Linked DNA regions of Homo sapiens: all the other regions are linked to region 2. The links are chromatin loops, found by intact Hi-C in ENCODE. Cell type or tissue: OCI-LY7. All regions are shown on one strand.

The links. Hi-C counts contacts between places; a loop is a spot of excess contacts. Peaks named below come from ENCODE experiments on the same cell type or tissue, not always from the same donor. Only the 100,000 strongest peaks of a DNase experiment are listed, where the experiment ranks them.
Region 1: a loop joins it to region 2, with 16 times the contacts of the local background. A loop is called at or near these places in 8 of 110 quality-filtered maps.
Region 3: it touches region 2 in a loop (7-fold over the local background); 16 of 110 quality-filtered maps call a loop at or near these places.
Region 4: it touches region 2 in a loop (10-fold over the local background); 3 of 110 quality-filtered maps call a loop at or near these places.
Region 5: a loop joins it to region 2, with 8 times the contacts of the local background. A loop is called at or near these places in 8 of 110 quality-filtered maps.
Region 6: it touches region 2 in a loop (8-fold over the local background); 20 of 110 quality-filtered maps call a loop at or near these places.
Region 7: a loop joins it to region 2, with 5 times the contacts of the local background. A loop is called at or near these places in 20 of 110 quality-filtered maps.

What each region holds. Positions count from the first base shown.
Region 1 is chr21:42,336,300-42,340,299 of GRCh38, forward strand. No RefSeq gene overlaps it. Among named protein-coding and RNA genes, the nearest start is that of TFF2, 13 kb to the right of the region's middle. RefSeq lists enhancers at 1-80, 1,559-2,254, 2,760-2,889. In OCI-LY7, a CTCF peak has its summit at 1,734; a DNase peak (open chromatin) is centred at 1,712.
Region 2 is chr21:42,535,560-42,539,559 of GRCh38, forward strand. It overlaps SLC37A1 (solute carrier family 37 member 1), which reads left to right. Exons shown (of 20, transcript NM_001320537.2): 6 at 3,953-4,000. Among named protein-coding and RNA genes, the nearest start is that of SLC37A1, 24 kb to the left of the region's middle. RefSeq lists enhancers at 189-238, 289-478, 509-558. In OCI-LY7, CTCF peaks have their summits at 2,025 (motif pointing left) and 2,976; DNase peaks (open chromatin) are centred at 482, 2,012 and 3,452; H3K4me3 peaks cover 2,427 bases; H3K27ac peaks cover 3,920 bases.
Region 3 is chr21:42,143,497-42,147,496 of GRCh38, forward strand. No RefSeq gene overlaps it. Among named protein-coding and RNA genes, the nearest start is that of UMODL1-AS1, 37 kb to the left of the region's middle. In OCI-LY7, CTCF peaks have their summits at 2,188 (motif pointing right) and 2,396; DNase peaks (open chromatin) are centred at 1,745 and 2,205.
Region 4 is chr21:42,379,702-42,383,701 of GRCh38, forward strand. It overlaps TMPRSS3 (transmembrane serine protease 3), which reads right to left. Exons shown (of 13, transcript NM_001256317.3): 8 at 3,332-3,497; 9 at 2,364-2,533; 10 at 416-511. Among named protein-coding and RNA genes, the nearest start is that of TMPRSS3, 14 kb to the right of the region's middle. In OCI-LY7, CTCF peaks have their summits at 1,895 (motif pointing right) and 2,095; a DNase peak (open chromatin) is centred at 1,880.
Region 5 is chr21:42,308,022-42,312,021 of GRCh38, forward strand. It overlaps TFF3 (trefoil factor 3), which reads right to left. Exons shown (of 3, transcript NM_003226.4): 3 at 3,646-4,000. Among named protein-coding and RNA genes, the nearest start is that of TFF3, 5.4 kb to the right of the region's middle. In OCI-LY7, CTCF peaks have their summits at 1,822 (motif pointing right) and 2,022; a DNase peak (open chromatin) is centred at 1,810.
Region 6 is chr21:42,447,677-42,451,676 of GRCh38, forward strand. UBASH3A (ubiquitin associated and SH3 domain containing A) reads left to right here. Exons shown (of 15, transcript NM_018961.4): 15 at 1-8. Among named protein-coding and RNA genes, the nearest start is that of UBASH3A, 46 kb to the left of the region's middle. In OCI-LY7, CTCF peaks have their summits at 2,415 and 2,614; a DNase peak (open chromatin) is centred at 2,475.
Region 7 is chr21:42,465,313-42,469,312 of GRCh38, forward strand. No RefSeq gene overlaps it. Among named protein-coding and RNA genes, the nearest start is that of RSPH1, 29 kb to the right of the region's middle. RefSeq lists enhancers at 1,849-2,008, 2,545-3,744, 3,868-3,957. In OCI-LY7, CTCF peaks have their summits at 2,179 (motif pointing right) and 2,380; a DNase peak (open chromatin) is centred at 2,179; H3K4me3 peaks cover 1,232 bases; H3K27ac peaks cover 1,518 bases.

The sequences.
Region 1 (4,000 bases), 200 kb before region 2:
ACAGGAGCAGCTATGAATGTCCCAGAACGAAGCAAACATGTGGGTTTCCAGGAATGCAGAGTACGTGTGTGACGTCTAGTCAGCAAATGGCCACACGGCTCTATTTTGAATTTAGCCCCAGTTGGCTCCCCGGGATCCACCTTGAAGGGCTGGTTCTTTCGGGATTCCCAGAAAAAAAAGCCGTAAGAATCTCCATGTCCAGATAATCTCACAGGGAAATTCTAGCCAAGCTTCAAGTACCTAACAGTCCCAATGCTGCAAAAATTGTTTCAGACACTTAAAAACAAAGGAAAATGCACAAATTTATACAAAAATGTGAACTGAAAATGTGTCATAGACAAAAGTATAAGCACCAAAGTTATAAAACTCCTAGAAGAGAATATAATAGAACACGTCCGTGGCCTTGAATTAGGCAGAGATTTCTAGGTAGGAAACATAAAGTTTGAATCATAAAAGAAAAATGAGAAAAACTAGATTTCATCAAAATTAAAGATATTTTCTCTTTGAAAAATATTCTTAAGGAAATGAACGAAAAGGTAAGTCACAGACTAGGAGAAAATATTTGCACAAAATATATCTAGTAAAGGACTTGTATGCAGAATATATAAAGAATTTTACAACTCATTACAAAGAAGAAAAAGACACCTGAGTTAAAAAGTGTTGAAGATTTAGACAGATACTTTACCTGAGAAGATGTGTGAAAAATAAGCTCATGAAAAGATGTTCAACATCCTTAGTTACTAGTGAAATGTAAATTAAAATGAAAACAGGATATCACATTCCACACACCACAATGGCTAAAATGTAAAAGACTAGTAAACCAAGGATGTAGTAAGCATTTGCAAATCTCCTCCATTGTGGCTGGGGAGACAAAATGGCTCAATCCTTGGAAAACAATTTTTTCAGATTCTTATGAAGTTAAACATAACACCGTACTATCCAGAAATCCACTCATAGCTACACTTCCAAGAAAAAAGGCATTTCCTCAAGCATTTACCCAAATCCCTTCACATACATGTGCATAATTGTTCATAGTAACTTTACCCATAATAGTAAAAAGCTGGGAATAATCCAGATGTCATCACCTGGTAAATAGGTAAGCATATTGCAGTGTATCCTGCTGTGGAATACTACTCAGCAATGAAAAGGAACGAACCACCCTTCTGTGCAACAACCTGGAAGAATCTCAAAGAAAGCTGTGTGCTGTGTGAAAGAAAACAGACTTCAAAGACTGTGCACTGTCTGCACTGTGTGATTAAACTTACTTGAAATTCTAGAAGAAATGAAACTAAAGCAAAAAAACACAGATTCTTGGTTTTCTGGCGCTAGGGAGAGGCTATTGACAGCAAAGGGCACGACGGGATTTTCTTGGAGGGAATGAATGTTCTACATCTTGATTGTGGTAGTGTTTACACAGTTGTATACATTTGTCAAAACTCAATGAACTGATTCATTTAAAATGGGTGAGTTTTATTGTATGTGAATTATACCTCCGAGAAACTAATTTTTAAAAAAATCTCAAGGCATGAGCATTGCCATCATCAGCGTTACTAATGTGAACACAGTGAACTGATGAAATGACGGGGCAATTTGCAACGTGTGATAGGCACTGAGATCTCTCTCTGGACATCAGGAAGCTGCGTGTTGTCAGATGCCGAAGCCGAACCCACTTGCCCATTGGGCTGCAGGAAGGCTGAGAGTCTGTCCCCAGCATGGATAGCAGAGGGCGCTGTGGAGCATCATTAGCCTGTAGGGTTCTTTAGGGGAAAACACCTTAATGAGCCCTGTGCGCTCGGAAGGTTGAATAGAGGGCCCTTCCTTCCTCTAAGCCACATTTCTGGTTGCGCCACATTAAGTCAAACAATTATTAAGTGCTGAGCAGTCTTTGGATCACAGAAAACAAACACAGAGGCTGCAGCCACTGGGCCCTGTGGAAAACTGGCGGCCGTCCTGCGATGGTGTCAGCTCATCCGTGTCCGCGCTGCTGGAGGCCTGGCAGGAGCTGAGATCAGAGCCCTTCAGCGGGAGTGGGGCTACTCCTCCCTCCCCTGGTTTCCCTGGAAGCTGAGAAAGTTCCCAGGAAAGTGCTGAAAACCTCCCACCACTCTTTACACAGACCTGAGAGGGGGCTGAGGTGGGGGAAGCTCTGTTGCAGAGATGGGCTGACTCGGGGAATAGGCCGGTGGGGCGGGACAGATGCTGGAGGGACAGATGGGGCGTCAGAGGAGACAGAGGCTGTCAGGGAGCTGTGGTCCTGCACATGGGAACCAGTCCTTGCCCAGCCTGTCTGGAGGCCCCTGGGCTGCTGCTAGTTACTGAGAGGGCGCAGTGGCCAGGCTGCACCTCCCTGTGGCCTGGTCCCTCCACTAGCTGGAGGAAGGTGGGGCTGCTCCCTCCCAGCCAGTGCCGAGTGGCTGCAGACCCAGAAGACACACGCTGTATATATTCCTGCATGCATGGCCCTGAAATGGTGGCCTCATGGGTTGCAGTGTCCACGCTGCTTCCACAAGGAAGAAACGGCTGCTTGCTCCACGCCTGGGGGCCCCAAGGCTCAGGCATCCTTGCCGTGGCCCACCCAGCAAAGTGCAGCAAGAGGGAAGGCAACACGCCTGCCTATTTCACTGGCAAGGGCAGGCCCCCAGGGGTTTCTGGGAGAGGTACAATAGCAGAGTTCCAGCTTGGGGTGGGGATAGCTATGTGTCAGGACCACAGCATTAGCCAGGGCCACAGGCAGGTGAGGCAGAGGTAGGCAACCATGGAAGAGCCCCTGGGAGAGGAACCCCGATGTGCTTATGGAGGGGCTTGGTAGGCATTGGCCCTCCTGTGTGAGCAGGTGGAATGCTGAGGGTCTGATGGCCGGGTGCCCGCCACTGGGACAGTCACTGTGAGACAACCAGGACCACGTGTGTCTTCCCGGAAGAATGGGCCTAGGATATGAGGATGTGCATGTATGAACAATCATAGCAAGAACAGCTCTAAGCACATCCTAATTCAACTCATGAAGCCTCACCACAAACCCAGAAGGGAAGATGTTATGAATATCTGTACTTAGCATATGAGTAAAACTAGGGTCAAAAAGTCTACGTAACTTGTCCAAGGTCACACAGTGACCCTGAGAGAGAAATCGCTGTAGAGCCGAAGTGCGATAGATATTTTTGAGATCTGATTCACACACCCTCATTGCAGCCCCCTGACTCCAGTTAACTGCCCAGCATCCCATGGTGGGGGTCAGATTGGGCTTCTAAGGCAGGGTGGGTTGAGGGGGACATCACACTGGGGCTGGCCCCTGAAGCAATAGCTAGAGATATTCATGCGTGTACCACAACTCCAAACTATAGATAATGAATATAAAATGCATGTAATGAATATGCAGTCTATTCCCATTACATATTCTCTATTTGCAAATTCGCCTACTCACTAAAATTTATTGGTGACCCTAAATCAATACTTGGGGTGCTTTCAAGGTCGTTTGCAGAAACGTACAAAGTGGTGACAAATTTGAGTCACAGACATGCATATTCCCAACTGAAGTCACACAAGGCCTTTTTTATTTTTGAGATGGAGTCTTGCTCTTTTCGCCCAGGCTGGAGCGCAAATGTGCGCTCGCAGCTCACCACAACCTCTACCTCCACCACCCAGGTTCAAGCAATTCTCCTGGCTTGGCCTCCAGAGTAGCTGGGATTACAGGTGCCTGCCACCACACCTGGCTAACTTTTGTATTTTTAGTAAAGACAGGGTTTCATCGTGTTAGCCAGGATGGTCTCGATCTCCTGGCCTTGTGATCCGCCCGCCCCAGCCTCCCAAAGTGCTGGGATTACTGGCATGAGCCACCATGCCCAGCCACACAAGGCCTTCTTGCCTCAACCCATACTGTGAACTAATGTCCTTTTCTTGGTCTATGTAGTGCCACGTTTTTATGCCTGTTGTTGGTGATTTCCCATTTAAGATGCCCCCATGTGCCATAGTGAGGAGCTGTCTGGTGTCCTGGGTGTGAGGTGAT
Region 2 (4,000 bases):
CTTCAGTTTTCCAGACCCTTCCTGGTTACCTGGCCCCTCCGTGCAGAGAAGACATCCGCTATGCTGAAGTGCACAGGCGCGCGGGATTGAGGCCCCCGCTTGCCACTGGCTTCCCTGCTGTTCCCTTCCCAAAGACGAGGCCAAGCTTAGGAGAGAGCAAGTGCGTGTGCTGTGCCCACAACACAGGACCTCGAGGCAGAGGATTTCCGTGTCCCGGGCACTGTGCCAATTGACACAGGCTGCCCTCAGCTTTCCTGGCCCTGAAGTTTAGGACCTACCATGAATCCTGCCAATCCTGGGACGTGGTCATTCAGGAACAGAGGACTAGTTTCCTGTTCAGCAGAGCCCAACCTCTCCTGTGGTTCAGAGGTTGCCATCTGTTTATATGCCCCAAATAACGAATTTCACCTGATGATCGAAACAGTTGACACAGGATGTGCTGAACAGCTCTACCTGGATGCCCAGCTTGGCCCCAGAACTCTGAGCACAGCAGAGGCAGCCATGCATGGCGGGTGGGGAACTCCAGAGAGAGACCGGCTCGGATCTGAGTCCCAGCTCTGAGTACAGCAGAGGCAGCTCTGCGTGGTGGGCAGGGAACTCCAGAGAGACACCAGCTGGGATCTGAACCCCAGCTCTACCACCTGCTAGGATGTGGCCTTGAGCAAGTTACTATACCTCTTTGGGCCTCAGTTTCCCCTTTGCAACATGGAGGAAATAATAGTTCTTATGTCATAGGATTGGGGCAAAGATTGAGTTAATGTATGTAGAAGCTCACAACGGTGCCTGGCCTGTGCTGCCAGCCCAGCCCATTCTTGATCCCACTTTGAACTGACCAAGGCAGGTGGTGAATATTATATGGGTCATAGGACGTGTGATTGGCTGATTAAAAACTGCTATTGTGTCAGTCCAGCCAGGTTTTTTTTTAAAGGCAGTATAGGGATGTTCTAGCCCATTTTCTGTTGCTATTAGCACAATATCTGAGCTTGAGTAATTTATAATGAAAAAAGGTGTATTTAGCTTTTATCTAACTGGGAAGTTCAAGATTGGGCAGCTGCATCTGGCAAGAGCCTCGTGCCACATTGTAATGTGGTGGAGGGCGTCACCTAGCAGAGGCCCCTGTGAGATGGGTTAGCAGTGAGCAGGGCATACAAAACAGACACAGCACAGGGGTGACGTTGCTTTATAGCAACCAGCTCTCACCTCTCACAATAGCTCATCAGTCCTGAGAGCGCGGCCACTCACTCCTGCGGATTCATTCCTTCGTCAAGGCGGATCCCTCATGACCCAAATGCCCTTCAAAGCTCCCTGTACCTCTCAACACAGTTATACTGGGGACCAAGCCTCAACACAAGTTTTGATGGAGACCAACCATAGTCACACCACAGCCAGAGACTGAGGCATGTGGTCCCAAGAGGCTTTTGTTCAGAGACAGAGGTCTTTACCGCCTGGAGAAACCCAGGGATCCCCATAAATGTTTAGCTGCTTCCCTGAGACCTGCCCAGAGTGTAGGATCATCAAGACCTGGGCCCCCCTACCCCGCTCAGAGCCCTGGTGGGTGGTTGGTGCCCAGGCAGGCAGTGTCTGCTGTTGGAGGAGAGTGCATAGCTCTCCCTTTATTGAACGTGTGTATTTGCCTCCTGCTGCAGAACTTGTCTAAGTGAACAAATGAATAATAAAGATTTGGAATCCCAGAGTGTGTGGTGTGCAGCAGACCAGGAGCCTAGCTGGAGAGTGTGGTGTGTACCTGGGGCTTCCTTAGCGCTTGGGTCTCAGCCAGGCTGCCAGACCTTCTCCACTTTGAGGTCAAATGTTTATATTCCCCACACTGCAGTCTTACTGAACACAAATAATCTGTGGTATAAAAAGACCCAAAGTGGGAATGTGTTTTTCTCAGTTACTGGAAAACTGCATTTAAATCTGGTTCTCAGCTGGGGGCAGTTTTGTCTCCTAGGGGACATTTAGTAATGTCTAGAGACATTTGTGGGTGTCACAGCCAGGGAAGGGATGTTGCTGGCATCTAGTGGCTAGAAACCAGGGTGCTGCTAAACATCCTACAACACACAGGACAGCCCCTAACACCACAGAATTACCGGAGCCAAAGTATCAATAGTGCTGGGGTTCAGAAAGCCTGCTTTAAGTAAATAAACTGGTTTCTTGTTGCTTATTTACGGTAAAGATAATTCTTATGCAACTTGTCAGTAAGGTTATTAAAACAAAATTTGGTCTAATGTGACATCTACACAGTAAACTCATGACTGAAAACAAGGGCACATGCTGCTGCATTGAAGGGGCCTTTTTGTGTGACAGTCCCTACCTGAGGTCTCAGTGATGGGTGCTGTTTTGTTCGCTATGTCAGATGAAATCAGATCTGATAGGGTACAGCCATTCAGCCCAGGTACTGCCTGGTGGGTTCAAGCAGGTGCAGCGTGGACTTGAATCCCTGTATGAGTCCCATGTAATGTGAAATGGTGTTTGTTCAATTAGACCTTTTCTTTAAAATTTTTCAGTAGAGATCAAAGTAGGCCCAAATCATATAGCAAGATTAGAGAATACTTCTAAGCCTAGCCAGCAGCACCCAGCTCTCAGGAGCCCATCTGGTTGTGCCAGCTGTGCTGTGACCTGGGCAGGTCAGCCAGCCTCTCAGGGACCTATCTCCTGGTCTCTGAAGTGGGCAGGTTGAAGTCAGTAACTCTCTAGCTCTACAATGCTCTTGAGTCTGTGTGTGGTGAGGTTTTAGCTGAAATTTTCACCTGGATGTTGTCTATAATTTTAAGTTACTTTCTTCTGCTTTAGTGTTTAAAAGGTCATTTGCATGATCCAAGGTAGATCTTTTTTACTTGGTGAATTCGGAAGGAAAATCTCTCTGGCGTAGGTTTTTGAGATGAAAGCTGAGAACATTGGAGCTGACTCCCGGAGTGGGGTTCATGGCAGGCAGGTGTCACTGTGTGTTAGGTTTCCTGTTTATCTGACTCCTAGAATGACCCTACAGAAGAAAGTGAGACCCATAGAGTCTCTAATGCTTGTGAAGGGCTCACGTCCATCCGTGATACTCTACAGCTTTTCTGTTTACTTAATAAGTCACAATGTTAAGTTGGTCCATAGTGACATTTCCCATAAAACAGTAAGGGATGTTTTGGATGGCATTAGGTATTGTGCTGTGATGGCGGCTAAAGACTGTTAAGTCTGTTCCCTGCTGTGAAGCTGGAGACTTTTTACCACCCCCCTCGAGGCTGTTTTAGTGAGGCGCTAAGCATCCCTTATGCCACCAGGTCCCCAGACAGCTCTAGAAGATAAGACACCAAAGAGGGTAGCTGTTTAGTGAATCGCATTGCTGTTCAGAAGGATCAGAGAGATGCCACCCCAGCATTTCAGACCTTACCATAGAGCAAATCTTCTGCCTTTAAATCAGGTCAAAGTGGTGTGGCAGGAGGCGGTAGTGGCAAAGCAGCTGAAAGCCACTTCCCCACTGAGCCCAGCCAGCCAGGTGTATTAACACAGGTGACTTAATTACAGCTCGTGGGGCCGAATGACTTGCTCAGGGTCATAAGTGATCTCATGACATTTGGTGTAGTTTGACAACTGGAATTTTAAGACACTATATACATTTACTGGATATGGTTTATGTGAAAGCAGGATTAACTAGCAAGACGAGTTCCTGTTTCCTTTCATTGGCAGCTATCATAGATAAGTCCTAGTGTTTGAATTTTATTATTTGACAGATAGGACTTCTACTAGAAATAAAATCTTCTAAGATGTTGCCAGTCTCTGGTTTCTGGTGAGTAAGCGCTCCATAGGGAAATAAGTGTATGAAATCTTCCTGGAAATTGTAAGGCTTGAGAGTTCCCCAAGCTCAGAGAACAGCATGAAAGCATCCGGCAAGAAACAGCCACGAGGTTGCTAACATTCGGGCGTGTTTGTTATTCCTATTTGTCTTTCCTTCTCTCCACCTCAGTGGCATCATTGGGGAGCGCCTGCCGATTAGGTATTACCTAACTTTCGG
Region 3 (4,000 bases), 390 kb before region 2:
ATATTTAAAAACCCTGTCTTTCAAACTTCATCTACAGTTTTCAAGTAATTTTTTTTTTTTTGAGACAAAGTCTCGCTCTTGTTGTCCAGGCGGGAGTGCAATGGCGTGACCTCGGCTCACTGCAACCTCCACCTCCCGTGTTCAAGCAATTCTCCTGCCTCAGCCTCCTGAGCAGTTGGGATTACAGGCTCCTGCCAACACGCCTGGCTAATTTTTGTATTTTTAGTAGAGATGGGGTTTCACCATGTTGGCCAGGCTGGTCTCGAACTTCTGACCTCAGGTGATTCACCTGCCTCAGCCTCTCAAAGTGCTGGGATTACAGGCATGAGCCGCTGCGCCTGGCCTCATGTAATCTTAATACATGTGCCACGTCTGTTCATTTGTGTTTTCTGTAATAATGAAAACTTGGTTTCCTGTCATCCTACCTCCCCCATCCAAGTCTATTCTTCGACAAACACTTCCTGAGCACTCACAGTGCTCCAGGCCCTGAGCTTAGCGCTCTGGGCGAAGTGATGAGAGGGACAGACCAAGCCCTGCCCTCACAGAGCACACGGTCTTGTGGGGGAGGGAGACGCTGAAGTCAGATGATGACAGCCATGGTAAGTACTGAGAGTGATGATTGCATGTGTGCTGTGAGATGCCCCTGACCTGGTCCCTTCATCCACCCATCTAACCATCTAACCATCTACCCATCCATTCACCCACCGACCCAACCACCCATTTGTCCACCTGTTCACACATCCGCTCGTCTGTCCATCCATCCACCCACCCACCCATCCACCCATTCACCCATCCATCTGTCTGTTCATCCATCCAACCATCCATTCATCTATTCAACCATCCATCCATTCATCCACTCAACCATTTATCGATCCATTCATCCAACCACTCACCCATGCATTCACCCACTCATCCACCCCTCCATCCATCCATCCACCTCCATCCACCCATCCACCCAACCATCTGACTGACCATCCACTCAACCATCCATCCATCCATCCATCCATCCACCCACCCATCCATCCACCCATCCATCCATCCATCCATCCATCCAACCAAGGAATGTGTATTGAGTCCCAGTTTATATACTGACATGAGGAAGACAAGAAAAATGAGGCAGAGTTTTTGCCCTCAAGTATTCACAATCCATCTGAAGAAAAACCCCTGTGGATACTATAATACGTGCAGTAAATACAGGGAGGCCTCTGGTGGAAGGAAGAGAGAGAAACAGAAAAATGCACGTCTATGCATATGGACTTGTGCACCTGTTCCCATTACTTCATTGGAAGGGCTTTGGGATGCTGCTGTGTCATGACTGCTGTTTAAGAATATTATCAGCATGCATATTGCTTGCAGCTTAAACCCTCCGATCCTAGACTGTTTCCACTGGCATGGCTTAAGGGATTAAATCCAAAGTGTATGGAAACAGAAGGAGGAAGGGAGGGCCCCTGGGTGACCCTTGGATGTCTGTAGAAGTTGTTCACTGCTCTCCAGTGCAGATGTCACCCCAGGGTTGTGCAGTGCACAACCTGTAAGGCCAGACTTCAGGGCCTTGGAGACTTCCCAGAAGATCTCTTAACAGACTGAGTGGGCAACTCAAATCCTCCTGTCTGTGGAAGCGGGGAAACTGACATAGACATATTCTATACAAGCCTCATTATAAGCCCTCCACAAATGATTGTTCTCACTGCGCAGTTGAGGAAATGGAGACAGCAACTTTTCTGAAGCCAAACAGCTGGCCAGTGAAGGAACTGCAATTCAAACCAAGCTCATTGGGTGTAAAGTTCATGCCACCCTCTGCTTTCTGTGGGGGATGGGAAGGAGGGTCTTTGCAGGCTTTAGAACTCAGAGTACCTCTGAGATGTGGGAAGAGGGCTTAGGGGTTCCCCAAGGCCAGTGGGCCTTGGGCTCCTGGGGTTCTGGGTCCCTGGAGGTTCTCATGTTCAGACACTATTGGGATCTCAATCTTCCTGGCCCAGGATCCCAAGCTGTGAATCACTGGAAAGTGGAAGATCTGATGGAGGTGGAGGGTCTGATGGAAGAGAATCTGATGGAGGAGGGTCTGATGGAGGTGAAGGCTCTGATGGAGGAGGGTCTGATGGCGGGGGAGGGTCTGATGGAACTGGAGAATTACTGGGGCTTTCCATGGGCCCTCTGGCCCAGGTTGCATCTCTCCATGCTGGCCACTAGATGGCGACATTAGCTGGAGTCCACGCTGGAAACCGAATGTCCCCTGAGTTTCCGCAGCAACCACATCCCTGGGTTCTCTTGTTTGTTCTCTTTCACTGGATTTGAGCCTCTTGCGTGTCTGAAATTGTTCTGCAGACCTGCAGGCTCCGGGGCACATGTGTGCAAAGGTGGTGCCCTGGAGGCCCTGTAAATAGCTCAGAAAGTGAGGCTGGTCTTCTTCAGAGACTGAGTGATTGCGAAGTGCAGGACAAATGAGTCTATGTGGGGGCCACAGCACGGATGTCCACCCTCCCATCTGGATTTCCCAAGAATGGGAGACATCTTTTCCCTCCCTTCCCGTTTCTGGGAGGACAGGGGCAGATGGACAGGCGAGTAAGACAGGTGGCAGGGAGCCAGCAGCCCTAGGAGCTGGTGCTGGGGAGGCCCAGGTGAGATCCCTGTGGCTCAGAAGAGGACCTCTGCATGTGGAAGGGACGCCCGCAATGCCCAGTGACACCTCTCTCTATTGTGGAGGGTGACGGAGTCTGCTGAGGTAGCCACATAAGCACCTAAACCAGAAGTGAGTATCTAAAACGGCCTTGCATGCCATAAGTCATCAGATAAGAGGGGCTGGACAGGGGCTCCCCAAGCCTGTCCTCAGCTGTGACCAGGTGGCTAGCAACCCTCTTTAGTTTGAGCACCTGCTTTGTCCCAGAGAGGGAGTATTAAATGTCCGCTGTTCACCCCCCACGCCCCATCTCTGTCCCTCCTGGGGAGGAAGGCTGTGGTGGGAGTCAACCCTCGCATCCCATCTCTGTCCCTCTTGGGGAGGAGGGCTGTGGTGGGAGTCAACCCTCGCATCCCATCTCTGTCCCTCTTGGGGAGGAGGGCTGTGGTGGGAGTCACCCCCCGCACTGTGTCTCTGTCCCTCCTGGGGAGGAGGGCTGAGGTTGGAGTCACCCCCTGCACCCTGTGTCTGTCCCTCCTGGGGAGGAGGGCTGCAGTGGGAGTCAATCCCCGCACCCCGTCTCTGTCCCTCCTGGGGAGGAGGGCTGTGGTGGGAGTCACCCCCCGCACCCTGTCTCTGTCCCTCCTGGGGAGGAGGGGTGCAGTGGGAGTCAATCCCCGCATCCCGTCTCTGTCCCTCCTGGGGAGGAGGGGTGCAGTGGGAGTCCCAAGATGCAGGCTCCTCCCAGTTCTCTGCTCACCTGTGCTGAGGCTCTGCGATCTGTGGAATGGGGCCGTGTTGCAGGCTCTTGTAAGGATCAGTGTTGCCCACCGAGGGCCCAGCACACAGGCTCCTAAGGTGACGAAGCACACATCCTGCTGCCAAAGTCACAGCAGCAGCGGCGCCCTCAGACGGGCCCGTGGGCCTCCTCCGCACAGTGTCGGGTGCTGAGTGCCTCTTGTGGGCTCTGGGCTTCGCGTCCAGCACTGCCAAAGTTGCCCAGGTTTCACGGGAAGCTCGCGGCAGGCCGGGCCCAGCAGCCTTCCGGGAGAAGGACACTACGCATCTGCGGCCCTGCATGCCCCCAGGAGCCCATGGGCTCCAGCACGGGGGTGGGCAAGGGGCGAGAGTCTGGCCCCTCATCTCCTGGCAGATTTCAAAGTGTGGTCAGAAACATAGCTGGACTGGGCAACTGGCTGAAGTGGAAGTCATCATTCAGCTAATGAGGCTTGATCTTTTCTCCATCCCCTGCTACTGCTGGTGTCTGTGCTGGCCTGGAGCTCACCCCACCTCACCCGGGCAGAGCAAAGGCCCTTGGCTGGCAGATGCTGGAGGGTCTGTAAACTTGCTGGTGAATGCCCGGCTGTGGACACACAGCAGATG
Region 4 (4,000 bases), 160 kb before region 2:
TTTGTAGGATGAAAGAACACATCTTCCAAAGTCCCACAAGACAAAGAGTCTTCACAAATACGAATCTTTGAGTTCTGAATGAAGCCTGGGAGGGTTGTCTAGGTGGGCTCTGTATGTCCTCAGTTAACAAGGCCGGGGGTCCGGGCAGGGAAAGGGAAACACCTGCTGTGTTCGAGAAGGTCTAACTCTCTCCTGAGAAGGTCTGCAGGGTCATGTTGTCCCCATAACAATGGAACCGTGACTCCTGACCCACAGTTCCTTGGCTGACTGTGTCCCGAGCAGCTGACATGCACTCCCTGGCCGGGGTATCTGGGCAGCCCATGGGAACATCACAATGGGACATTGGGGGAGCCCCCTCCGCAGCCCTCTGGGTTCTGAGCCCCTGGACTCCGAATCTTGGCTTCAGCCCACTGACCTCCATCCTCTGTGGCCCCCCATCCTGACGTCCAGCACACTTTTCCATCGGGGAAGTTCTCTTCAGAGTTGGGCAGGCACACAGGCTGGATCATTTCTGCTTGAAGGGAAACAATAGTTCACAACTCAATTGAAGCAGGAGTCCGAGAAAACAATCTCATCTATGCTTCTGCCTCTGAGGAGCCCAAACTATCTCCCAAGGGAAGGAAGGTCAAGCCCTTGGTTACTTGAAAACGATCAGCTCACAGCAGGAGCCCCTTACCCCATCCACCACACCCAGAGCACTTAAAACTGTAAAAGAGCCCTCCACCGTCGCAGCGTGAGGGAACCTAGACCAGGGTCAGCACACCTTTTGTGGAAAGGGCTGAATAGTCAATGTTGTAGGCTTCGTGGGCTGTGCGGTCTCTGGCTGCCATTGGAGCATGAAGACAGCCCCAGGTAACAGGTACCCACATAGGTGTGGCTGTGTCCAGTAAAATGTCTATTTACCAAAACACGATGGGGCAGACCAGGCTCTCAGGCCAACGCGTGCCCACTCCTGGCTAGATCACAGTGTGGGTGTTGCCTATAGAACACGGCTCCATGAATATTGCTATGGTTCCTGGGATATCTGGAGGCGACGAGTTTGCCTGTGTGTAGGGCTGGATCCTGTGGGCCTCCCCCAAAGCCAGAGTGCCCTGCACATACCTCGGGCTTTCGTGTGAACACACCCTGAGGTTCCCCGAGCTTTTCTGTGCAGAACAGTAATGGAGAGGTAGAGAAGGAATAAAAGAACTCACTTGAAACTTTGGCAAAGTACAAGTGCTGGCACCTCATTTCCTATAACCAATATCATTAATAATAGTTGGCAGACTGGCACCACCATAATCATTTTCCTGCTTCTCTGGAAATATTTGTTTCTGGGCATTACGTGTCCATGTGATGGATGCAGTAATGACTCTGCCAGGTAGAGCCTGCAGCTGGTCTCAGGTCAGGATTCTGCTTCAATAAGAGGGAATTAACCTATTTATTATGCTTTCCCTGCTTTCTTAAGAAGGAAAGAGGGCTTTAATTTAATTGGGAGTAGTCTCCTAGTACTTTGTTTGCATCTACGAGATGTTTGAAAGTTTTATCAGGTGTGGCTCTTCTGGCATTTTCGTAATGTCCAGAGGGCAGGGCTTGACTTTTTCAAGAAACAGGGTCTTTAGGAGCTGCTGGTTGGGAGAGAACTTTTCTGTACTTCCAGGGAGCTGAGGGTGCCCAGCATCTTTCAGCTTGTAAAGAAATGAGAGGACTCCACCACACCACCTGGCCAGCCTGGGAGGTTCTGTTTCTCAACCAAGATGGCCCCTCTACCTGGAGAAACCAGGCAGGTGGGAGGCACTGGCTGAGTGACCCCTCCACAATAGGCTCCTGGACAGGAAAGTGCTCTTTGTCCCTACAGATGGATGACTCTCTTCCACCACCTAGAGGCCCCAGCTGGTCTGGCCTCAAGAAGCTCTTTCTGCCTCCAGGTGGCACCAACAGGGAGAAGGTGGCACCAACAGGGAGAAGGTGGCACCAGACAAAGCACACAGCCCACGAAGGCTCTAAAATTATTGTTGGAACTACAGCCCACCAATCTACCTGGCAGAGTCATCAGTGCATTCATTCTGTAGGCCAGGATCTACAAACTACATTTAAACAGGGTAACATTGAAAATGTAGGTAGGACTCAAGTCTGCAAACATGAGAGCCACATTGTCCAGGATACAATTGAAAATCACTTGTCATACCAAGAGCTAGGAGCATCACAATTTTAATGAGAAAAGATAATCAACTGATGCCAACACCAACATGAATCAGGAGTTGGAATTATTAATATCTGACAAGGATTATAAAGCAGCCATCATAAGAATGCTTCAATGAGCAATTGCAAATCCTCTTGAAACAAAGGAAGAGCTGCAGAACCACATAGAGACCCAGATGTACCATTGAACGTGAGTGGCCCGGCCAGCTTCATAAGGGCGATGTCATTGCCCAGCCTCTTTGGCTTGTACTTGCTGTGGTAGACAATCTTCTCCACCAAGTGGGATGGGGCTGGATTGTCCAACAGGGAAACTAGACCCACCTGGATGGTCCATGACTTGGGGAGGTACAAGCTGAAATGAGAAGAGCAAGAGGTGAAGCACAGGAAAAGTCCAACCACTGAACTCATTGACCTCAGGTATCCTGAAAACCTAGGAAGATGGTGGGAGAGGTTATCAGGCAAGATGTGGTCCCATCACCCTGCTTGTTTATGCTGTATATGCAACTGCACTGCCACGCCCTACAGAAACACAGACCCACACCCCATGTGTTTCCCAGACCTCACTCTCAGCACCTCTGAGGTCGTCTTGGCATTTGAGGGCTGAACTCAACATTGGTCACTGCAAGGAGTCTATCAGGCACTACTGTTCATCAAACAGCAACAAAATAGGGGGTAAAAATATCAGGGAGAACCATTGTGTTTGGAAGTCTTTTCTGTAGTTTTCTTGCACTCTAAACTCCTGAGATTTTAAGAAGAGACCCAGTACCTGGCCCCCAACATATTCCCTCTAGCCTCCCGCACCACCGTCTCACCCTGTCTCTGCCATAACATGGTCCACTGGAATTAGCTATGGGAAGGTCTAGGTCCTTTCATTTTTGTGGGTTTCCTCCAGCACAGGAGCTTCCTTCCTCTTCTGTCTGCCCTTTCTCTAGGAGCTACAATCCTTAAAACAAGCTCAGGGTCACAAGTTACCCCCAGCTGATGATGATGGGTCCACAGTGAGGCTGGAGACTCCTCTCCAACTGTACATTACTTGGAGGTTAGTCTCTCTGTCTTCCCTCTGGACCCGCTTCTCACCACCCAAAGCAGCCCCACCCTGACATGACCCAGGAGTGAACAGGGGTCTGGGAAGATGGTCAGCAGCACTCACTCATAAACACAGTGTGCAGCAGTGATGATCCACAGGGGCGTGATGACAGAGCCCCCGCACAGGTGGTAGCCCTGGAACTGAAGGCTGGCCTGCCAGGGCCACTGCGAGAGCAAGGACATGTTTCCACCCACGATGCGTGAGCTGTAGCCCCTTCTATGACCACAGGCTATGGAGGGGAACAAAGGCTTGTGGGTCCACCCTGCAGACTTCTTTGGGGGACATGGTGTCACCACCATGCACCTGCTCCTCTCTCCCCACCCTCACTGCCCCTGCTCCCAGAGCTCACAGCAGCTCTAAGACAAGTGCTGCAAGGGGGAGCTCAGCAGGGGAGGTGGTCAGGCTCTTGGGGAGACCTGAGGATGGTGGGTGCTGTGGAGGATGCGGTGGGAAAAGCACCTGCCCTGCTTGGTCAGTGCCCAGCATTGGCAGCACCACTCCCCATCCTATTCCCCCAGTGATGACAACACCCTGGGATGTCAGGAGCAGGCAGGAACCTTCTGCAGCCCCCTCCTCACTGCCGCTGGTGCACGCACCTCCCTGACTGCTCCAGACCCCACCCTTGTGGTGTGAACACTCCCCTCTGCCAGGAACGAGGGGCACTGCCCGAGGCCTGGAGTGGGCACTGTGCACGTGTAAGGAGGAAGTGGGAACTGAGTCAGGGACTCAAGG
Region 5 (4,000 bases), 230 kb before region 2:
ATGAGCTTTCTCAGCCTGCACCTTGCTTCTGCAGCTGTCGGCAACCCTCTGATACAGCCATTATAATTGTCCCATTTTGCTGATAGGAACTTTGAAGCCCCAGGGCTCTCTAACTCTTTCCAATACATGACAGTGCCTCTCGAGCCCCCAAGAAGGAGGACTGAGGGGAGAATTTCCAGCCTCCACAGCTGTGTCACAGCCCAGGGCCCTGCAGGGCCTCAGAGCAAAAACCTAGTGAGCAGGGAGGCTTCTTGGCCACTGGAGATGCACCTACCACTCAGCTGTCCCTCAGAGACGACCTGCTGCAGGGACCCAGGTCACCGACAGCCCCGCATCCAGCATGACATCCACGCCAGGCCCACTTCCCTGAGGCTGCTCCCAACCAGGGCATTCCCACCAGACACAGGGTCCCTCGAGGGGCACTCTGCTTTGGGGACTCCCCATCAGCCTGCGGGAGGCTCTTCCTCCCCAGTCCTTCCCCCACTCATTTCGGAGGCAAGAACTCCCCAGTACGTCTGCTACTTATGGAAGCCCACATGGGTGTCTCAGCTTGAAGCCAAAATTCTCGCCATTGGAAATTATGAATCCTTGGAATACAGTGATGAATACAAGTGAATATCCAATGTATTATGGAACAATGTAGAGCTTTCTAGCAGACTCCAGAGGAACTGTGGAAAATGAGAAGTGCCACAGCCGCACCCTTCACCACCAACTCAAGAGGAGGGGGAAGGCATGGGCATGGCACGGAAAACCATCATGGGGTGTAACGGCTGCAGCGTGGGGAGAAGCCTAGCGTTTCTCTCCCCTTTCCAACAGCAGCACACGCCAGCAGCGAGGGAGCCCAGCCATGTTCTGGCTTCTTCTGGCAATCAAAGTGTTCATTCTGGAAGGCTCTGGAAACACGGACCATTTCCAAGTTAGTGATGAAGGTATTTGACATAAAAATGGTTCCTGGGTCCTATGGGTCACAATTCATTATTTGAATTCGCCGTGAGCCGCTGATGGATGTCGGTTTCAGATGTGCCCAGACCAGGAGGTGGGAAGGCCCAGCAGGTGGCGTTGAGGCCACCTGGGCTCTGGACAGCTGTTGTCAACTGATGCCCAGTGCTGGAAATTAAATATGCACGAGGCCTTATGAAAATATAAGAAATAAAAGGAGAGTAATGTTCAGTACATTCCTATTCAGTGCACCATGCTCCCCATGTCCACACCAGAGGACGGGATGAAGGAGTCCGGGGCTTGAATCCCCCTGGATGGGCCACCCGAGGAACACAGGCAGCCCTGGCACTGACATGCTTGAAATGAACGACTCAGCTAACGCTGCAAACCAAACAAATGCAGTGTCTTCTTGATTTACATGACATACCCTCCTGGAGAATTCAGGTATGTTCAAGCCATTTGAAACAACAAACAACAACCAAAACAACTGTGTTAAAATGTAACACAGAAGTAGTCTCTGGGTTTCGATCGCCGTGAATAGGTTTGCAGCCACCATGTGTGTCCAACAGGACGCCAGGACGTCTATCGGGTGGAGGCAGTGGTCTGTTCAGGACACCTGGGGACACCACAGGGTCCTGCCATGTCTGGCCTGTGTCCACTCAATGCCCCCTTTCATACGATTCATAAACGTGCCCACAGATTCCCGAACATCCCCGTGGCAGCAGCCTCCACTGGGAACCCTCGGCTTAGATCATGTGTCCTGGGTCCCAGATCCTCCTCACCAACAGGAAGCCCAGGGTCATTCTGGGGCTGCGTATCTTAATTTGTATCTAGAAGGGGCAGGGCACAGCTGTGATTGGTGGCGAGCCGCAGTGACTCCAGCAGTCAGTAGAGGGCGCTGTTCGGTCGCTTTGTGGTTTGGACCAGGTTTCCGTTCTGCCGTCGGGCTGGGGGGTGGGTGGGCTGCTTTTGGGTCCTGCTCCCCCATTGGTGTCTGTGATCTCTTATGAGAATGTCACAGCCCCCAGGTGGGTGCTGTCAGGGGCGTTGCGCTCTTTCTCATAGCATAAACCCTACCCGGGGTTCTGAGAGCCCCCCGACCATGCCTGGGGCTCGCGAGGAAGGCAGGGAGCTTCCAAGGTCCCCATAGCAACCGAAGTCGAAGCGAGGGAGAGGCAGAGACGGTCGGAGGCAGGACACGGGAGACAGAGAAAGACGGGGGTCCAGTCCAGCTCATTCCAGGACCCCAGCCCTCCTCAGCCCCTTTCCTTTCCTCACTGGGGTCTGCCCTGCACAGCTGGATTATGGGGAGTCTCTGTCCTGCCGGTTGTTGCCAGCAGATCTCTCCATCTGATGCTATTTCATTTGATGGAAGCAACCTCGATCCAGCCCACACGGGCAGCAGGAGTCAATGGTGAAGCTTCTAGAATGTGCACGAAGCATTGTCCTGTCTGAGGAAGGCACAGGCTCAGGCTGGAGACAGGGAGCAGCTCTGTGGTGGGTGAAGGAGGAGTCCCACCTGGCTCAAGTTCTGGGGGAGCCCTCCCTCTCAGGGCACAGTGGGAAGTCTGGGCCGGGGGGACCACAGTGCAGGAGGTGTCTGCAGTGACTGCAGAAGGCAATGCCAGGAACGGCGGGGTGGGGCAAGTCAAGAAATTCTTTGGAAATGTAGGTGGGCGGTGCCCATGAATGAGGCAAGGAGGCAGCAGAGCCCTGTCCCGGGGTACAGGGCACCAGGTGGGGTAGGAGGAAAACGGAGCTGGTCATCCAGCTGGTGGCAGGGTGGCCTGAGGCTGAGGCCAGGGCCTGGGGCCAACCTTTCCATCCCTCCAGCCCTCAAAGGCTGGGCATGGTCTGTGAGGGAGAGGGATGCAGAGCCCCGCCTCGGAGGATGTCCCGGCCAGAGCAGCTCTCAGTAGCAGAGCTCCAGAGCAGGGAGGCCACACTTGGCGTGTGCTCTGAGGCCCGGGATAGCCCTGGAAGTTTCCCTCCCAGGGCTGGCAGCTGATGCTTCGGGGCATTGGATGGGACACCCAGGGCTTGAGATTTAGAGACCAGGACATCCTGACAGTGTCCCCTCTCAGTAGGGGCTTTTGGACAAGCTACTTCAAGAAAGTCTCTTTCCATATCTGTAAGACAAGGGCAATACTACCTCCCTTCTAGGGATGTTATGAGCTCTAGGGACCAGGCCCCGAGTGCAAGCTCAAAAACAAAAGCTGCTATTTTAAAGGAGCAGTTGTCTCTTTTCAAAAGGGAACAGATAGCTCAGAGCAAGAACCCCACCGCTGTGACCGCACTGCAGTGGAATTGTGGATCCGGCCCTAAGAGAGCCCCGGCAGTGGGAGCAGCACAGGAGGCCCAGGCAGGCAGCGCTCACAGGAGGCCCAAGCAGGCAGCGCTCACAGGAGGCCCAGGCAGGCAGCGCTCACAGGAGGCCCAGCCAGGCAGCGCTCACTGGCCTTCGTACATCTAAAACCGTCTTGGTGGGAGCGGAGAGCTGCCGTGTCCCAAGACAGTGCGATGGGGAGAGAACCACACTCAGGTCCAGAAGTGGATAAGGCTTCATGAGGACGTGAGATGGAATCCCCACTGCCACCAGCTCATTCATTTCCTATAGCTGCATCCATTTTTTTAAAAAAAGAGAAAAGAAGGCCACCCAATGTGTCACAGATGTTTAAACTTAATTAGCAAACAAATACAAAAAAGTGCCTGTTTGTTCATAATGTTTACTGTACAAAGAAACAAAACCCAGGAATAGTACAAGTATTGAACAGTAGCGAGAGTGGTTGTGAAATAAAGGACCACTTTGGAAGACAGTTTTATTGGCTTGCTGTCTTCACCAAGAAAGACTTGTGATTTTTGAAAACTTCTACCTGAAATGTATTTTTTCTGCTTTCCCGAGGAAGCGGCACTTACAGTGTTCCTAGGCTTTCCTGTGACGTGGGTGCCAGTCTGGATTCAAAATATCCTTGCATGCACTGCAGCTCCTTAGGGAGTCTTTTCCTGCCCTTGAGGCCTGGGCAGACTCTCCCCTGACACCCTCCCGCCCTCTCCCACGACG
Region 6 (4,000 bases), 88 kb before region 2:
GGTCAAAACTGGGTTGCTGCTCCGTGCTGTCAACATTCATGTTACTATGTCTCTGTGGTTGCTGTAACCAATGACCACAAACCTGGGGGTCATGGAAAGAACACAAACTTTACACACACACACACACACACACACACACAGGCACATACACACATGCACATATGCATACAAAGACAGGCACACACGAGCATGCACACACACAAACACGTGCACATACACATGCGCACACACATGCACACGCACATGCACACACACGCAGGTACACAAGCATGCAAACACACATACACATACAAACGCGTGCATGCATACATGCACACATGAGCACACAAACACATGCACACACTTGCACACATGCACACAAAGGCATACACATGCAATGCACACACACAAACACACATGCACACACAGGCACACACACGCTCACATGCACACACACACACGCTGACTCTCCTACGGTTCTGGAGGTTGGCATTTTCTCAGCAGGCTATGTTTCTTCTGGAGCCTCCAGGGGAGGATCCTTGCCTTTTCTCACTTTTAGAGGCCACCTGCATCCTCCCTCCTCAAGTACAGCGGCGTAGCAGCCTCCAAGCTCTCTCAGTCTCTGCCTTCACAGCCACATCGCCTTCTGCTTCTGACTCTCCTGCCTCCCTCCTACAAGGGCCCTTGTGTTGACACTGGGCCCACCCAATAACCCAGGATCAATTCTCATCTCAAGAGCCTTAACCACACATGCAAAGTCCCTTTTGCCACATAAAGTTGCATATTCCCAGGTCCCGGGGATTAGGACATGAACATCTTTGGGGGTTATCCTGTAGCCTGCCATAACATACCCCAATCCTTCCAAGCACAGCGGAGCTGCCCGTACAGGGCCTCGGACATAGGGATTTGAGACACTCCCCTTGCAGGCCTTTTTTGGCTTCTCCTATTCTTGTTTCTGATCACGTAGAGGAGAGAAGAGGACTTTGCCAGTGGGAGAAGTAGGCTCCCCCGATTTAATGGGGCCCCAAAAGAAGGGCCACGAGCAAAGTGGAGTCTGTCCATGATGGTGATGCTGAGGAAGCTGGTCCAGCAGGGGATGGGGTCTCCCCAGTGGGGAGTCTCATGCCCCAGCCCACAGGTCACACCTGCTCCCACAGCCCACACATGTGGTGCCTCATGCTGCAGGCAGAGATCCCAGCACGGTGTAGTGACAGTCCATCGGTCTTTCATCTCTTCTAGCCCCCTGATCCAGTGCAGGTGTTATTTCATGATTGCAGTTTGGGGCTGTGGTGGTGGCTCTGTGAGTGCCTTTTATAGTGTGAATGCAGAGACAGGGCAGGAAGGACCCATGCTGCACCCTCAGCCTCCCCTGTGAGCACCCAGGCAAGTGGAGGGCAGAACACAAAGGGAGCTCTTGTAGAAATAAAGATGGTGAACACCCCGGGCTGTGACAAAAACGGCCCACATTGTGTAGAATGCACAGGAGGCCAGACCCAATAAAAGTTTCCTTGCTGTTTTAGTCAATCAAACACGACCTCCTGAGAAAAAGACGCATCTGTCTGTCCCTTGTTTTATTTCACTAATGATGTAGTTTTTCTGTGTCCAAACATAAAGAAGTTTGAAGTTGACACAGCCACAGAGAGCAGAGCATGCACCCCACTCACAGGCCTGCTTCGAGTCCAGGCCATACCGAAATGACGTCTTCAGGGAGATTGTTCTAGACGCATCCCAGCAGATACCGACTAGAGAAGAGATGGATTCACTGGGATGTAGGTGGCTGGGCAGTACGTCCTGCAACAAATACACCCCACCGCTGGGCACCTGGGTGGTTGTTCTTTCTCCTCGGCAAGTGTGTGGTTGGGTCCAAGTCCCTCCTGGATACCACAGTGCCACGCTCGCTAATCATGATGATGAATTAAAGTGCTGCAAGTCAAGGTATGGCATTGAAATCACAGTCACGTGTTCAGGTGGTCTGTAATGAATCTCTGGATTCACCTTCTCAGGGGTGAAGCTTCCAGGTCCTCCACCCTGGGCAAAGCCAGACACAGGTAATTCCCCTCTCATCCTGCTGGGCTGCTCACAGGTTTTGCAAGGAGAATGAGATGGGTTTGAAACTCAGATCTCCAGATCTCCAGATCTAGTGTGCAAGAAATAGCATTTTCTCGATATTCTATGCTTCTGGTTCTGTCAGACCCTCATTCCACCCCCAAGGCAGAGGACCCCAGTTCAGTGGTTCTGTTCCTCCAGAAGGAACCATTCGCTGTATGGACTGAGCCTTGCGGACAGAGCTGGGCTGGAAAAGGGCAGAGACGGAAATGCCTGGTGGGATTATCATGATTGGGTGTAAACTGTCTACTCTATGAACCAATAGGAAATCCCAAAAAAAGAAAACAAAAGACACTCTTTTTTCCTTCCTCTCCCTGGGTGGGTCGCTTTGGTGTTTGTGAGCCAAGTCTGACCCCTGCTGACACCGTCTGGAAGTGGACGTCCTGTCACCAACGCCATCCCAACCCATGCCCCACCCACATTCTCTTGTTGACTTCCTCACTGTGTGCTTGAAAAAAAAAACAAGCCTGGGCCAGGCATGGTGACTCATGCCTGTAATCCTGGCACTTTGGGAGGCCAAGGCGGGCAGATCACGAGGCCAGGAGATCGACACCACCCTGGCCAACATGGTGAAACCCCGTCTCTACTACAATACAAAAACGTAGCCAGGCGTGGTGGCGCATACCTGTAGTTCCAGCTACTCAGGAGGCTGAGGCAGGGGAATCGCTTGAACCAGGGAGGCGGAGGTTGGAGCAAGCCGAGATCGCGCCACTGCACTCCAGCCTGGCGACAGAGCAAGACTCCGTCTCAAAAAAAAAAAAAAAGAAAAAGAAAAAAACAAGCCTGAAAGGGAATTCTACCAGCGTTCCCTGAGGCTGAGCGGATGACAATGTTGTTTTGCAGCTTAATGTTCCCCTCCGAGACCTGGTTCTTTGGAAAGATGGAAAGTGGTGAGAAGGGGGCGGAGCCGGCCTCAAGCTGGGCAGCCAAGGGGGCCAAAGGCCTAAGCCAGTGCCTGTCTCCAGGCTGCAGCCTGTGGTGCTGAAGAGCTTAAGGACAGGCCTGGGACCACCAAGCCAAGCACTGGCCCTGGCAAACACTGCTGCACTCGTCTAAGAAGAAAGAGCTATCATAACCGTCCACCAAAGTACATCTTATTTTAGAACCAAATTTGAGACTTTTTTAAACGTGATTCATATTGGTGCATATTATGGGCTGAGTTGAATGCTCCCTCCCCCACCCAAATTCAACCAGCCAACAATTCTGCAAGGATCAGAAGTCGGAAGAAAGGAAAATGGCAGCATCGAATGCACAGCCACAAATCCCAAGAAGGCCCCAGGAGCCTGGGAGTGGCTGCGGAGGAATTTAGGGCTGGATGGCCCACAGGACATGGTGAGAACCACTACCATGGGCTGAATTGTGTCCCCCTGAAAAGCTATGTTGGAGACTGATATGGTTTGGTTCTGTGTCCCCACCCAAATCTCATGTTGAATTGTAATCCCCAGTGTTGGGGGAGGGACCCTAACCCTAACCCTATAAACATGGTATTTTTTATATCCTCATATCCTCATACCATATTTAAACCTATGGTAAGCACCTGCTCTTCCACAGGAACAGCAGATAACTGGAAATCTTAGAGGCCTTCCCAGAACTGGGGTTCATCAGAACATGGGTGGCTCCTGACCCATCACTCCCAGACCCAGAGCTTATGCACCATAGGGGAGAGGTGGTTCAGAAGGGATGTGCAGGACAACTAAAGTACAGTAACATCGAGGTCGCTTGACCTGAGGGCAGGACCTATGGTAAGTACCTGCTTTTATGTAGGTATATACAGTAAAGGGAGCAGTCATAGCAGTGGGGGAAGGAAGGTGATTAAATAAATGACACTGGGACAACTGGATCACATTTGGGGAAAAGAAGGTTGGAATCACTCCTCATTCCTCATACCAAAAAAAAACATCAAAGATTTAAATAT
Region 7 (4,000 bases), 70 kb before region 2:
CAGAAGCCTTACGATTCTAACAGCAGGGAAGTTCCTGTCTAGAGGAACAGTGGGGTGCAGATGGTTGGTATCTCATGCTATGGGACTTTCCCTTACAAGGAAGTGGGTCAAAGTGTAGCCTGATTAATGTTTAATTGTAACGATATTTCTGTCCAGAACTATTCTTAACCCTGAACCATGGCTCCACCATGATTTCAGATAGCAGCAGCAGCAGCTCCCTTCACCCTCCGCCTTTCTTTCTTTCTGCACCCTTTTCTACCTTCTGTCCCTTCCCTGCCTCCCTCTATTAATGGTGCCCTGACCACAGTTCCTCCCCTTTCTCCACTATCTACTTGCCCACTCAAAACCACCACCATAACCACAAAATGCTGTGTGCAGTCCCAACAAGAGTGTCCTCTGAGGCTGCGATCTCAGGGCAGGAGAACAGAGAAGTCATCCAGGGTCAGGGCCAGCCCTCATACCAGCTGGGGGAAGAGCAGGTGGAGTTGAAGGGTTTCTCCAAGGTGGAGGTCCCAAAACCCCCTCTCAGGAAGGCATTGATGCAGGGCGGTGCTAGACATCCCCTAGACAGGCTCCGGTGAAACTGCCTTTGCAGTATATTATGACAGTAAGAGAAGTCTGACATCATTGACTCTATCTTGCTTCTGACTACCACGCCATCCTTGGTCATTCCTGGGCACAGGCCAAGCTAACTTTGGGGAGAATTTATAGTTTAACTTGAAAGCAAGGATGATAACAGTCCCTTCCTAAAACTAACCCCATCCATGCTCAGGAACTGAAAACCACCTTGTAAGACTAATGAAAGGCCACAAGAATAGGATTGTAGGAGGGACCTGAATTCTGCTAAAATGTAGGCATAGTGGCCGGGCGCGGTGGCTCACGCCTGTAATCCCAGCACTTTGGGAGGCCGAGGTGGGTGGATCATGAGGTCAGGAGATCGAGACCATCCTGGCTAACAAGGTGAAACCCCGTCTCTACTAAAAATACAAAAAAGCCGGGCGCGGTGGCGGGCTCCTGTAGTCCCAGCTACTCGGGAGGCTGAGGCAGGAGAATGGCGTGAATCCGGGAAGCGGAGCTTGCAGTGAGCCGAGATTGCGCCACTCCAGTCCGCAGTCCGGCCTAGGCGACAGAGCGAGACTCCGTCTCAAAAAAAAAAAAAAAAAAAAAAAAAATGTAGGCATAGTTTCTATAATCCCTTCTTTCCAGGGGCCATATGGGGATTTGTGATTTTTCCCAATTGCTTCTATAAATAACATCACTATTGTAAAACCTAAGTGTTTTTTTTTTTAATTATTATTATTTTTCCAGACTGACCCTTTGGGGATCTGGGACTCATGACTCAACCGGTCTTGTGGCCCCACCCAGATGCAGACTCAGTACATGTGGACCATTTTCTGCACCCCTGTGATTTCATGCCTAACCAATAAGCAGCACCCATTCCCTAGCCTCCTGCCCACCAAACTGTCCATAAAAACCCTAGTGTCCAAGGCTTTGGGGAGAATGATTTGAGTAGTAACTCCAGTTCTTCTGCGTGGGCCAGCCTCGTGTCAGTGACACCTCTTCTCTACTGCAATGCCGTGGCCTCGGTAAATTGATTTTGTCTGTGCAGTGGACAGGAAGAGCCCATCGGACGATTACACTGGCCGGGGGCCTGCTCTGAGGATGCTGACGCCAAGGAGACTCAAGAGAGCTGGCAAAGGCCGGGAACAGCCCAAGGTGGTAAAGATACCTGAAATAAGAATCACGCACATCTTGAGATCAAGATGAATATCTTAATATTTCAGCTTATGATAAAGACATTTGGTGATCGAAACTTTTCTCTACCCAGAGTCAGTCACATGCTGCAGTCAGTCTCCATATCTGGTCAGCTCCTGCCAGAGCCAACCCTTCTGCAGACAGCAGCTGTCCACGCTGGAGAAATTACAAAAAATAACTGCCTGATGCCAGCGGAGAGTGAATAAGATGAAACCAATTCTGGAAGGGCGTTGACACTTGGAAGAAAGGAGGGCAGCAGGGAGCTTCTGTCATGAAGGCTGTGGTGGTGGCGGTCGTAGCCATGACAAATGACCAAAGGAAAACAGAAAACCGCAGGCTTTCTGGTCTGCAGAGCCAGCAGACTAAGCTCATGGCAGCCGCAGCTGATAAAAAGCAAGTGAGCACCCAGGACAGAAAAGGCCACAAGGAGGAGCCTCAAATCCTGTGGGTAAACTCTGCCCAAATTAGATCATCAGAGCTTCAGCCTTTGGTGACAGAAGCCCTCATCTGCACGTCTTCCCAGCAAAATGGAAAGCGAGCATTCCCCATACAAAAACCAAGTGCACTAGACTTCCAGCCACTGGGCTGAGCTCTTCCCCCAACTCCGACTCTCCACCGCTCCCAGCTGTCCTAATTGAAACTCAGAGTGGAATACCAAGGTCTTTTTAAAACAAACAAACAATATTCAAACTTCTCATCAAGGACGCAGTTGAGAAAACAGCAACAGTTTGTTGTTGAGCCACAAATTAAGCAAAACCTTGCTTCTGACAAAGGACAGAAAATGTAGAGGATTTCTACAATCCAAAGAACAAAACAGCCCAATACAAACTTGAAACATATTTGAACAGGCATTTCCCAAAGGAAGATATACAAATATTCAATAAGTACATGAATGAATGCCCAGTGTCATTAATATTAGCTAAAAAGGACATGATGGGGGCAACTGGTACAATGTGAATATGCACTATGGATTACAAAAATTATATCAATGTGAAATTTCTTAATTTGATAATTATACTCTATATAATATCTTGTTTTTACAAAATAGATACTGAAATAGGCCTATCATACTCAAAAGGTTGTGAAGAAATGGTGTATGTCTACCGTGTATTTATACCTTCTCTACATGCTATTCTCCCTCTGTCTCTCTCTCTCTCTCTCAGCAAGATGATAAAGCAAATGGGGCAAAACGCAAATAATTGCTGAGTCTAGTTAAGGAGTATAGAGGAGTTTCATTCTCTATTCTTGCAAGTTTTCTTTAAGTTTAAAATTATACAAAAATAAATTACAAAACATCAAAAACACTAAAAAGTACTGAAGTTTTCAAGGACCAATGGGGTCTTGTCAACCGGACAAAACAGTGGCATGAAGAAGCTACCACTGGCCAAAGTTGTGTCTGTCTCTGCATCATAAAGAAAAGTGATTGGAGTGGATTGAAATGCATTGACTCAGTGACATCCACAAGCCCATGGTGACTATGCAAAAAAGATCCAGAACAAAGGGACTTGTCACCTTTGAAGCATCTGCTAAACTAACACCTCGCTTATAAAATTGGTCATACAAGGGAAAGAATGAAAGGTTTTATTCTGTTTTTCTAGGAGGAGCTGCATTTCATGGGAACCAAATAAATCCATGATTTACAGCCTAATAAATTCAGAAGGAACAGTGGAGTTGGAAAAACACCATCTCGCAAACCATACTTGTAGTGGGCTGAATCATGACCGCAAAGATATCAGGCCCTAATCGTTATCTGGGGTTAACTAACAGTGGATCAACCAGATAGGCTATGCCTTAGGCTGTAATGAAGGAGGAAGTCTGTAACACCACAAATGTGAATTCCAGCTAAGAACATTACCGTGAATCCACCAAACCTTTAGCTCCAGCTTCTTTGGCAGTAAGAAGTGCCCAGAGCTTAAAGAACAAGAGAGCCCAGACAAGCCCAGAAGATGAGATATTCTGCCAGGCAGCCCGCCCAGTCCCTTCAAAGCCAGCAACATGAAAGGGACTGCACTGAATGAAAAGAATGGGGTGCAGGGATTTCCATGAAGCTGACAGCCTCCAGCTTCAGACTCTGCACAGGCACAGGCCCCTTGCAAGGTCCAGACAGGGTGTCCACCTGGCCCTGTGTTTCATCTATTTTGCATTAGTGAAGGATTTTAACCATAATCGTGCCTCTGCCACTTTCCCCTCTAATTTCAATCAGACATGTGTCCCCTCAGGTGGAAGGGCATTGAAGTGGCCACAG